Linked DNA regions of Homo sapiens: all the other regions are linked to region 3. The links are chromatin contacts, found by Hi-C or POLR2A ChIA-PET in ENCODE. All regions are on one chromosome and are shown on one strand. The core of a region is the stretch at or near the end of the contact, and the rest is flanking DNA. Distances in the headings are between cores, read along the strand shown. Region 1 overlaps LINC00299 (long intergenic non-protein coding RNA 299). Region 2 overlaps LINC00299 (long intergenic non-protein coding RNA 299). Region 3 overlaps LOC100506274 (a long non-coding RNA gene).

What was found. A loop is a pair of places that touch in the nucleus more often than their neighbours do. ChIA-PET counts read pairs that join two places held with the same protein, here RNA polymerase II (POLR2A). Pooled maps may share reads with other maps.
Region 1: a loop to region 3 is called in a map of sigmoid colon, with 4 times the contacts of the local background. The contact joins two enhancer-like sites. A Hi-C loop is called at or near these places in 2 of 168 maps with a recorded cell type or tissue (chondrocyte and sigmoid colon), 1 of 37 single-sample maps with no recorded cell type and 15 of 50 pooled maps.
Region 2: a pooled map shows a loop between it and region 3 (2.9-fold over the local background). The contact joins two enhancer-like sites. A Hi-C loop is called at or near these places in 3 of 50 pooled maps. POLR2A ChIA-PET finds 5 or more read pairs at or near these places in 2 of 52 experiments (GM12878 and WTC11).

The regions. Positions count from the first base shown.
Region 1 is chr2:8,161,524-8,165,579 of GRCh38, reverse strand. The region is part of intron 7 of LINC00299 (long intergenic non-protein coding RNA 299); the gene reads left to right. Among named protein-coding and RNA genes, the nearest start is that of LINC00299, 160 kb to the left of the region's middle. Within about 2 kb of position 2,804, at least 2 of the 41 ENCODE cell types and tissues checked have a DNase peak (open chromatin) inside an H3K27ac peak, as active enhancers do.
Region 2 is chr2:8,247,113-8,250,694 of GRCh38, reverse strand. The region is part of intron 7 of LINC00299 (long intergenic non-protein coding RNA 299); the gene reads left to right. Among named protein-coding and RNA genes, the nearest start is that of LINC00299, 80 kb to the left of the region's middle. Within about 2 kb of position 1,395, at least 7 of the 41 ENCODE cell types and tissues checked have a DNase peak (open chromatin) inside an H3K27ac peak, as active enhancers do.
Region 3 is chr2:7,428,274-7,431,963 of GRCh38, reverse strand. It overlaps LOC100506274 (a long non-coding RNA gene), which reads right to left. Exons shown (of 6, transcript NR_038432.1): 3 at 3,508-3,576; 4 at 1,671-1,784. Among named protein-coding and RNA genes, the nearest start is that of LINC01871, 300 kb to the left of the region's middle. RefSeq lists enhancers at 411-1,144, 1,145-1,878. Within about 2 kb of position 1,348, at least 11 of the 41 ENCODE cell types and tissues checked have a DNase peak (open chromatin) inside an H3K27ac peak, as active enhancers do.

The sequences.
Region 1 (4,056 bases), core at 1,555-4,054, 730 kb before region 3:
CTTTCTCCTCATGCAGGGCTCCTGAGTGGCATCCAAGGTCTTGCGTACTGAACTGACTGAGCCTTTCACTTTTTGACTAATTGTTGTGGCAACAAGACAGAACATCAATTCATTCATCGTAGCTGCTTATAATATGCCAAAGTATAGTAGAGTGTGAAGCAGGAACATCTTTATGGCAATGGGAGCTTCCATTCTTCCCTCTGCTCTGCGTTTTGTAGATAATTTGGAAAGTCACAAGTCATGGGAAAAAAAGGCTTTCCTAAACCTGTTGGGAAATATCTCTCCCTTGTATTACACATGAATTATTATTTGGGAAAACTGAAAGGCTAAAATATCTTCAGAATTAGAAAACTAGGCAATATTGCTTTTTTCCTTTATTGCCCATGGGGCTGCTGAAATAAATATATTTTATTGGAAATAAAATTTTGAAGAATATTTTGCTTTTAAAAATAAGACGCCTCACCAAAATTCAGAAACTATAGAACACATTTTTTAAAGTAAAAGTTACCCTGATCTTCCTACTAGAAACAATCACTGTTTATAAATGGAGACAACGAGAAAGATATACATGCACATTTATAATCTCATATAAACATTATGTAATTCTGTATGATATCTCAACTAGGGATAGTTACAGAACATTTTGTATTTTTACTGTTCAAATAATTTTAGAAGTAAGAATATTTTCTATTATTTTAAATGCAAATGTACATACCTTATTTTATAAACCTCATTTTACTGGCTGTATAATATTCCATTCTATATTCACAACGGTGCTTTTTTAAAATGTAAAAATTCCCTTTTGGTATAAAATGATAGGTTGTTACTCTTTCTACCTACCAAAGCATTGTACAACTGTAAGAAGATATTTGTTAGATCAATGCACTGTGCTAAAAAAAATCCACAGAATTTGGCCAGCAATACGTATCATATTCACCCACTCTCGTCCAAAACTAGAAAGAGTTAACATATGTGCTGCCTCCATGGGCACAGTGTGGGAAGGAACACAGTCTCCTAGTTAACTGTTTTGTTTTTTTTTCTTAAATCACACCCATAATGCAGCTAGAAGTGAATGTCAGGCCAAGATAGAAGCATTTCTATATTCTAATGAAGACAGCAATAGGATTACAAACAAGAAAACTCGGAATACAGAGAACCAAAAGTGAAGGAAAGGATTCCGTTAGACGATCTGTGTTGACTGTTCACCACCACCAAAATGCTGTCATTTTCTAATTAAATACAAAGAAACTATTCTCACTTGGTAAACTATATTTCATTCATATACATGATAGGAAACCTTGTAACTTAAAAGGAGAAACCATATGAATAGTTCCGGTTTGGATTTTCAACTCCGATTTTAAAGAATGACGAAGCTGTTTTGAATTCATAAATATATCTCACTTACTTAATTGTGTCCACAATAGATGAAGCTAAAGTCATCCCCGCTTGCTGGCTTTACGGATCGCCTGCACTTCCAAAATTAGAGCAGTTGCTGTCTAGACCGACTGACAGGTGTTCAGTTCAAGCTGTGATCTCCTTGGCCTGCAGGACCACTCTTTGTGAAAAATGCCATCCCCATTCAGGCTGGGGAGATGCATTTAATCTTGGTGCTGCTTGCAGACAGACTTTAAAAAGCTGTCCCAAGAATACATCTTTGCCAGTAGTTTAGTATGTCAAACTGAGGACGAGAACCGTGCTCTATTCTTAAGATGCAACGATTTGTGGATTGGGAAGATTAGCCAAAAAGAAAGCTGGAGGTCAGGAAGGCGGCCAGGCCTTGGTGTGGGAGCCCAGCCACCCCTGTGAGATTGGGGAAGGGCACGGTGGCCATGGAAAAGCACCATGGGCCTGGTGTGGTGGCGCACACCTATAATCCCAGCACTTTGGGAGGCCGAGGTGGGTGGATCACTTGAGGTCGGGAGTTTGAGACCAGCCTGACCAACATGGAGAAACCTTGTCTCTACTAAAAATACAAAATTAGCCGGGCATGGTGGCATGTGCCTGTAATCCCAGCCACTTGGGAGGCAGAGGCAGGAGAGTCGCTTGAATCCGGGAGGCAGAGGCTGTGGTGCACCAAGATCGCACCATTGCACTCCAGCCTGGGAAACAAGAGCAAAACTCCATCTCAAAACAAGAAAGAAAAAAAAAGAAAAGCACTGTGAGGAAGGGCACACCCCAGGGTGGCCGTTTTGTGGCTTAGTGAGATGTGACTGTCCAGAATCCTTTGTTTATTTAATAATTGTATACAATATTTTTTTGTGGAAAATAACATCCTTATCAGGAGTTGGGGAGGGAGTCCTTGTGGAAAGGAGAGGCCTGAAGAATGAAGTTACAATATTCTTCCCCGAGAGGCTGGGTCCGGTGAGATGAGCGTGTCAGGTATAATGTGGTATCTTGGAAACTTGGAAACTCTAAGTATGCTGTTACTTTTTTAAAAAGGCATTCAGGCCAGGCGCAGTGGCACACACCTGTAGTCCCAGCTACTCGGGAGGCTGAGGCAGGGGAATCGCTTGAACCCGGGAGACAGAGGTTGCAGTGAGCTGAGATTGTGCCATTGCACTCCAGCCTGGGTAACAGAGTGAGACTCAGTCTCGGGGAAAAAAAAAAAAGAAAAAGGCATTCACCATCATCGCCTTCCATTGCCCAGACAATGGAGCAGAGCATGGAGGGTGGGGGCCAGCCCTGGGTGGTGGAATGACCCCGTGCGTGTCTGGCTGTGACACGTGCGGCAGCTCAGTAGTCCACAAGCAATGCCGCCACAGGACCAAGCCTGAAGGTTGACTCAGGACTCGTCATGTGCGTCAAGAAAACTGAGGAGAGGATAATTTATGGCATGTGCTCTGAGATTCCCTTAAATAGAAAAGACCAGCCGTTCAGCCTTTCTCAGTGTGTCCGCTCTCTCCCGTGCCTCTCACTGAATGGCTGGGAAACACAGACCTACAAAAACCAGCAGGAAGAAATTCCGGTGCAAGCGCAATGTCCAGATTATCACACGGTCCCACGTTCCTTCCTACAGACGCCCACCCCGCAGAATGACTGCAAGGCTCAGGGAGGCGAGGGGCATGGAAACACCTGGCTCACTGTCTGGTGCCTGGCTGGGCCTCAGTCAATCTTCCTTTCCTTCCCCAGAGTGAAATGTGACCACTGATACCTCCCTTCATATACCAAAGAAGGAGCTTATTTAATAAACCCCAGGTAATAATTCACTTTAGAATGCACGCTAAATTATAATTTATACATATCTTATTTTTAAACTGAGCACTGCATTAAATTTTAACTTTGAACAAAATGAAAATTAATTAAATTCCTCAGTGTATACTGAGTAGATATTGAAAATGTTCAGAGTAAGGTTCTGGAAATTACGACATTTACAAAGGATAAAACACAACTGGAAGATGGCGAATGGGCTGTTACCAGGTGGGCTGACTAAATTCCCTGCAGTAACTCACTGGTTTAAAAGTGACACTTGTAGCCTCAGAAGATGCTGGAGTTAGAATCACAGAGAATTGTTAGGTATGTTGGAGATAACACATATACAAATGTTTTAAAAAATCAAAATTGTACTGGATTTTCATTAAATCAGCTTAATTAAAACTATTTGCTGAAGTTATCACAGCTATGCATCTACTTTCCTTAAAATAATAAATATTTTAAGGGCTGTATTGAACAACTTGCTGTCAACCCCAAAAAAGTAAACTTAAAGAGGCTTTGTGGCCGGGCACGGTGGCTCACGCCTGTAATCCCAACACTTTGGGAGGCCCAGGCGGGCGGATCACGAGGTCAGGAGATTGAGACCATTCTGGCTAACACGGTGAAACCCCGTCTGTACTAAAAAATACAAAAAAAAAATTAGCCGGGCGTGGTGGCGGGCGCCTGTAGTCCCAGCTACTCGGGAGGCTGAGGCAGGAGAATGGCGTGAACCCGGGAGGTGGAGCTTGCAGTGAACCAAGATTACGCCACTGCAGTCCAGCTTGGGGGACAGAGCCAGACTCCGTCTCAAAAAGAAAAAAAAAAAGCCTTTGTGTTTGGATGGAGAGGACAGATTGTGTGTGTGTG
Region 2 (3,582 bases), core at 146-2,645, 820 kb before region 3:
TGCCTTTGGCAATGACCCTCACCATGGCTGTATTAGTCTGTTCTCACACTGCTGATAAAGACATACCAGAGACTGGGCAATTTACAAAAGAAAGAGGTTTAATTGGATTTTCAGTTCCATATGGCTGAGAAGCCTCACAATCATGGCAAAAGGCAAGGAAGAGCAAGTCACATCTTACATGGATGGCAGCAGGCAAAAGGAATGAGAGCCAAGCAAAAGGGGTTTCTCCTTATAAAACCGTCAGGTTGAGACTTATTCACAACCACAAGAACAGTATGGGAGAACCACCACCATGATTCAATTATCTCCCACCAGGTCCCTCCTACAACAACGGGAATAATGGGAGATACAATTCAAGATGAGATTTGGCTGGGGACACAGCCAAACTATATCAGTGGCCTCAAAGCAGATTTTACTGAACAAATATCTAAGAATATCTAAGGGAGCTCAGGGATGGTGATCACCACTCACTTGGCAAAAATTTGTTGTTCATCCACTAAGCAACAGTCTCTGTGCCGGGTGCCAAGGATGCAGGGATCAATAATGGTTCTAGGTTGAACAAAACCTAAAATGTTAGAAAATAACATCAGATTTTGGATATCAGGACAGAGGGACTGTGAAAAAAATCCTACCACCCTTTGTGCATACAGGGCTATTCCCATCTGAACCGATGTTAAGGAAACCAGCTCTCAGAGGCGTATTGTTTGGAGTACATTGAGTTATCCATCTGGTCCAGCTTATGTAAATACCTAGCACTGCTGGGTGTCCCAGGGTCATCTCATGTAAGGATGCAAAATTTTATCTTTGGGTAAATTTATCTTTGGACACTCTGTCCACTATTTCAGTAGCAAAGGAAGTTCAACTACAAAAATCTAGTTTTCTAAAAACAGGGAGTAATCATTATTCTTTTCTTTACAATTCCATTATGCAGAAATCTATCCTGGAGTAGTTTTCAGGGTATTTATTTTTATTTTAAAAAACTACTTATAAAATAAGTGTTTTCTAGGGTCATAGTACATTCAGGGTAGCGAAAGGTAGGGACCAACTCTAGGTTAGATTCTGCAGTATTTATTCTTTTTATTTAAGCACCAATTAATGGGATAAGACCTTTATGTCTCTGGTAAAACCCAAGCAGTGCTTCCTGAAGGATTTGAGTCGTTAATTGGCTTCAGGGTTGAAGCTTAGCAGGGAAGCCACTCTTCCATTACACGGGAGTTGCTGCTAGCCAGAAGCCAGATCCCGACAGGAACATCTGACATCACCTCTCAGCCGGGTGCGGCCAGTGCCCAGCTCCGGGTCCTGGCCAGAGTACGGGTGGCTGGCAGGGACGTGCCCTTCCGCACATTGCCCCGATCTCCAGAAGGCTCTCTGCAGTGGATTCTCTGTGACATAGCCTGCTTGAAGCAGGGATCTGAGCTTTGCGACAGCAGCTCGTGGCCAAGAGCCAGTCCAAGTTCTACACGTGGCCACACTCGAGGGCATGCTAATTAGGACATTTGGACTGTATTTTATTAATGGCCTTTGGCAAAAGTCCACTAAGAACTCTGATGCCTATACCACTGGCAAGTGAGATTCCAAATTTGCTGTTCTCCCCAAAGCCACCACAGAGAAGCTTTTGGTAAGACTGCGAGCTCTCCCAGATGCACCAACGGCTTCAAAAAGGGGGAAATAAAAATCCAACTTTCCCTTCTGAAACAGATATACTGTTGGCTGAAGAGATTTTTTTTGCTTTGAAAAAATGTCATTGATAAATCCTGAAGCTAAATGTAGAAATTCTAGAGAGAAAAATCATGATTGGATCAGATCTTTTTTTATAAAGCCAAAGAAAATGTACTGGAAAATTCCTAGTAACTGAAAGTAACTTTTGTGAAGTCAGGAACTTCCAAACTAAACACATTTACAAATCCAGCCCTCTGCTGAGTAATTCTGAGCAAAGTGATTTGAGTGTGGCATTCAGTGAAATCTTATTTTTGCTATGCAAATCAGCTAGGGCATTTATGAGTGACAATAACACGAAGTTGATCTGCAAATCGGGTATTAGCTGTGTTGAAGATTTTCCTTTTTGCCAGTCCTAGGAAAGCTTTAGTATCTCCATAGATGAATTTATTTACTTTGTCATCATCTATTTCTCGAGCTCCGGCTGGTTGATAGGCTCTGAGTAAGTGCTGGGATATGGGCGTGAAGGAAGCAGACAGACCTGCCTTCACGCTTACGTGCTCTGTGGGGAACAGAGACTGGATTCAAAAATAAAATGTGTGCTTTATTCCACAGGCATTTATTGAGTTTCTGTGCTGTCCTATGGAGGAAGGAAAGATGACAGGGTCCAGGAGTGTGGTCAAGGCCTCTCCTGGCTGGCCAAGTGTTGACCCCAGGGTGGAGGTATAGACATGCATGTTGTGTTTCGAGGGTGGGTTTTGAGGATGAAGACCCAACTCACATGTTGCCAAATGCACAGTGTTTGAGGACAGGGTGAGGCTACAGGGAAGGAGGGCCTCGTGTTGGGAGGGAAGACCTGAGACTTCTAGAAGCCCGTGGCTTCCTCTGGGAACATTCCTGTGGGCAGCAGGGCCTGGCTGCTGATGGTCACCCAAGTGTCCTCAGCAACTCCTCCCTCCCGATGCCTGCTCAGCTTGCCTAGCCTGGCCTGCACAGCAGGAGAGGGGGCCAGCTGTCTCTTCCAGCCCCTGGCCTGCTCCTGCTCTTCTCCAGGAGGGGAGAGGCAGAAGCCCGGTGCCTGGGTGTGTTGTATTAACTCCTTCTTTATATGCCAAGAGCCTGAATTCTCCCGGCTCCAGTGCAACACAACTTGATTCCACAACTTGGACTTTTCTCTTGCTTCTCACTTTTAACTGGGTGCAGCTAGAGGTGATGGTCTCAACACACAAAGACTAGCAGAGTATAAGTGTGGCCATTCAGCTGTGAGCTTCCAGCCGTGTTATCCTGGCATAGCCCAGGGTGATGTCCTTGCTACAGTGCCATTGAATATATTTGGAAACAGAGGAGCATGAAGACACATACCCTAGTCTCTAGTTTTGCCCTGAGCTTTGGAGTCTGTCATGTTAGCTGTTGGAGTGGAGGAAGAGTCAGAATGCAATGAATGTGGTTGCCTGGATTCCTGCATTTGCCCAGGGCAGGGTGGGCTGGGGGCTGTATATAGTATGGACCAGCCCACTGGTGGGAGTCTGAGGGACTCAGGCTGGCAGGGGAGATCTCATCTGGACTCCTAAGGACCCAGAGGTTAAGGCAGGGAACAAATCTGAGTTCTGGGGTGATATGGGTGAAACTTGAAGTCCACTGAAATTTAAAGTCCAATGTCCAATCTGTTGTCCAAATAGAGTGGTCCTGGAGCCAATATAGGCATTGGTATTATGGGATCAGAGAGCCTGGAGATGTAGGCTCCAGTGATGTCCAGGGTTGGTGATCTGCAGTAATTCCTGAGGCGAAGTGGGAGAGGGGAGAAGAGGAGTTACTTGAGGCAAGTGACAAGCCACAGCTGGTATTCTTGTGGCCTGCTGTGTAGATAGGCCATTCCAGTTTCTCTTGAAGACTGGCATAGGGAGAACACCGTGTTCTGTCTGCCTG
Region 3 (3,690 bases), core at 99-2,598:
AATAACACGGTGCTCCAAAGAGAAGACGTTTGGAATGCCTGCGGGGATGGACGGCCAGGCCATATGAAAGAGGACTTCACAGATGGAGAGGGTTTCCACAGGCAGTGACGCTCATGGTACAAAGCAGAAGATTCTCCCAAAATAAAGACCAGGGTGAACAAAAGCACTCAACTGGGAATAAACTGTGATGAACAAGTTGAAGCCGGGTTATTCCAAAAATCATCTGGCTGTGGCCAGGATCAGGACTCCACCACCACCCCCGGCCCCCGCCCCCACCCAGTGTGTCCAGGTTCTGTGGTCACCGTCATAGAGCCAAGGGCATTTCTCTAGTGCATACAGAAGCCTGGTTCCAGCACCCTGCGTCAGGACCACATTCCTGGGCGGAGACTCGGGCAGACCTGTGGGCTGGGACTAGGAGTGGTGGGCCCTGAGGGCCTGGAGAAACACCAAAGCGAGCTGAGTGCGCGCGCGGAGTGCACACCTGCGGTGACGCCCGGCCGGCCTGGCCTCACCTGCCCGGAAGGCTCTGCGGGCGGAGAGGGCGCATCTGCGCGGCCCCACGGAGCCCGGCTCTGCGCGCCGCTGATTAGCATGCAGGGCCCCCGCGGCCAGGCGCGCAGCTGGACGGCAGCTTCCCCCCGGCCTTTGAAAAAGCCTCTCTCACAGCTGGAGAGAAAAGAGCCCCCGCGCCACTGGCCGGCCATTGTGAGCGGCAAAGAGCCCTTCTTTGGGCGGAAGCAGAAGTTGGCCCAGCTGTCGAGCATTTGAAATGTAAAAGGCCGAGGCGCGCGGGAGGGGAGGCGACAGAGGCCGCGGCAGAGGAAATGCAAGCTGCCCCGGGGGTGAGGAAACCGTGGGCTGAGAAGTTCACTTTGAGCAATCAATAAGGCTTTCAGAGACCAGGACAGAAAAAAACAGTTCCGGAGAGAGGGCAGCGAGAGCGGCCAGCCCCAGCCGCGCTCCTGCAGCCGGGCTGCGCCTGCCACTCGCAGGCCTGCAGCCCATCCCAGGACGCAAGGAGCGGCTGGGCTAGCCCAGAAGTCTAGGGCTGACCGGGGTGAACTGAGAGATGGACTCATTGCGAGTGCCTGGCTGTTCCATACACCCCACTCCACCTCTTGCCCACAGTGACCTCCTCCCTAGGGCGCATGAAGCCCTTGCACCCCGCGCTTAGTCTCCAGCCCACGCTGCTCTGTGACACGGCTGGGGTCTCCACCTCACTCTCTGTGTCAGGGTGTGCACTTCCTTCTCCCTTTGGGTCCCCTTGCTCTCTGAACAGTCCTTAAAAGCACGCTCAGTCCCCTCCTGCCGCTCTTGCTGAGTCCCAGCCTCAGGGCTCCACGTAGAATCAGGCAACCCCTGCTGGTCTGTCTTTCTGTTGACTTTTGACAAGCCTCCACCATGGTTCCTATCACTAATCAACTGTGTGTCCACCACCCAGCCTTCCTCAGACCTTGTGCAGTCTGCTAGGAATCCGCACGCCACCACCCTGACCTTAGGGAGTTGGCAGAGGAGGGCAAATGCAACTATCTGGTGACCTAATCGAGGCAGGGGCCACCCAGGGCAGTCTCTTTAGGACAGTGGAGAAAAGAGAAATACAACTGTTTACTGCCTGGCTGCAGCACCCTGCGCTGTATCCTTTCAGGACGCCTGTAACACCCCTGGCTTACCTGCAGTAGACAATTCACCGTGTTGTTCCTTCTAGACTGCAATATGGGGCATGTCATTTTTGTGTCCGACACTCCCTTTAAACCTGCTTGGTGGGCTAGTTCCTCCTTTTGTCCCTAGATGAAATTTAAGGTAGGCTTCAATACTTTTTTGTTGTTGTTTTTTTGGACATGTAAAAAATCAGGTTACTTGATATCACAAAAACAATATAGCAGATAAGTAACAGTTCATTCCCATGTATTAATCCAACTTGAAAACTTGATTGAAGCTGAGACTTCTTTCTCCAACCACACCTGAAGCCTTGGTTGGCTTCTTCAGCCCCTCTCTGCCTAGGGCTGCTAAGGTCCTCTGCTCTGCTATGACTGTAATACCTGACTCCACCAGAACTGGGATTTGGAACACTAGGGAGTTGAGAGTTCTTACTTGACAACTTCCGTGCTCAGTGGGCATCCACACACGGGGCAGCAGGTGTGTAAAGGGACTCTTCCTCTCTTGGGATGCTTTTGTGGGGTCTCCCAGTCTCCCCTTACCACGGAGGGTGAACACTCGGAGTTCCCTTGATGTGGGAATGCAGCTTTTGTGTATCAATCAGAATCCAGACTGGAAAGCAGAAACATACTGGTTATCTTAACAGAGAGAATTGAATTTAGGGAAGGGGTTAGACAGGCATAGCAAGAAATGACCTGCTCGAAGTCTGGGGGAACAAAGGAAAGAAGTTGTGTTGGGAGAATCTGGGAGCTGAGAGGAGCCTCACAGAGCCAAGCCCCACAGGAATGGAATGTGTGCTGCTGCTGGTGCTGATAGTTCTAGGATCTGGAGAAGTCAGGGAGCTGGGACTCAGCTTCTGATGTGGGAGTGCTATTGAGGAGGGAGAATGGTTATAGAAATGTTAAAAAACCCAGACACTGAACTGAAATCCGACTCAAGAAGCACTACAGGGCAAGCGGTATTGCTCGGATGCTGCTGGCATAAGCAGTGCGCAAAGAGAAGGGTGGTGTCCCCTTTCCCTCCTCCAGCCTTACTGTTTCCCTTAGTAGCACATAGGCAGAACTGATCAGGGAGCCCTGGCAAAGGGGAAAGGTGGTTTGGCCTCTCCCAGCCTTCCCACCGTGACAAGGCTAAGCAGTGAAGGTTGAGTTTGGAGCTGAGAAACTAGCTTAATAATCAGAGCACCATGCCTGGTGGTCACTTATTTCCTTCCTCAGAACCTCGGCATCTGGGTATGCTTTGATCAAGGTCTTCTTGCCCTAGTAAGGGTCTCTCTTTGACGGGAGTTACTCTAGCACACTTTTGCTCCCGTGTTCATGGCTCACGTCTGTTCCGCGGGGAAAAATCCCACGTGCTTCCTCAAAGGTCAGCCTCCTCCACTCAGCGGTCCCACGGCTGCCTCCCACTTCTCACCCTCCCAGTATTTGCGGAGCGAGCCAGACGTGACTTCACTGTGTCCACCAAAATACAACCACAATATCTGGCTCGTGAGTGATTTCTTTAAAGTGCCTTTTCTTTGACTGGGGATGACAAGGGAGAGCATCTTCATTCTTTGTAGTTCATCAAAACTCATCTGAGGAAAATCTTGCTCCAGCTCTGGCTTCCTTCAAACCTTTCATATCATCAGATGGGTGAGGGGTGATGAGCTGTGCAATTGGTCTTCTCTTCCTCTTTCTAAATCCAGCCTCAAGATCTTGCACCTCGTTGTGGAGTAAGACATCTGTTGATTTATTAGTTCCTCAACTGAAATTTCCATTTTATCATTCTGTTAAATTTTAATTAATAAATTCCAAATTAGAGGAAAATATTATATGTCTTACAAAAATGCCATTTATACCTTCTCTTCCTTACCATGTATGAAGCTTTATCAAGATAACAAAAAGGAAAAGACATCATCGTTTCCCATGGTGTTTTTGTGACCTAAAGGGAAAGTAGAAATACAAAGAAATCATTAGAATGCAGGATGCGCAAAGTTGGGAGGAGCTATGTGGAAGAATGCACAGATGAAGGAACTTTGGAGTTAGGTTTTAAACA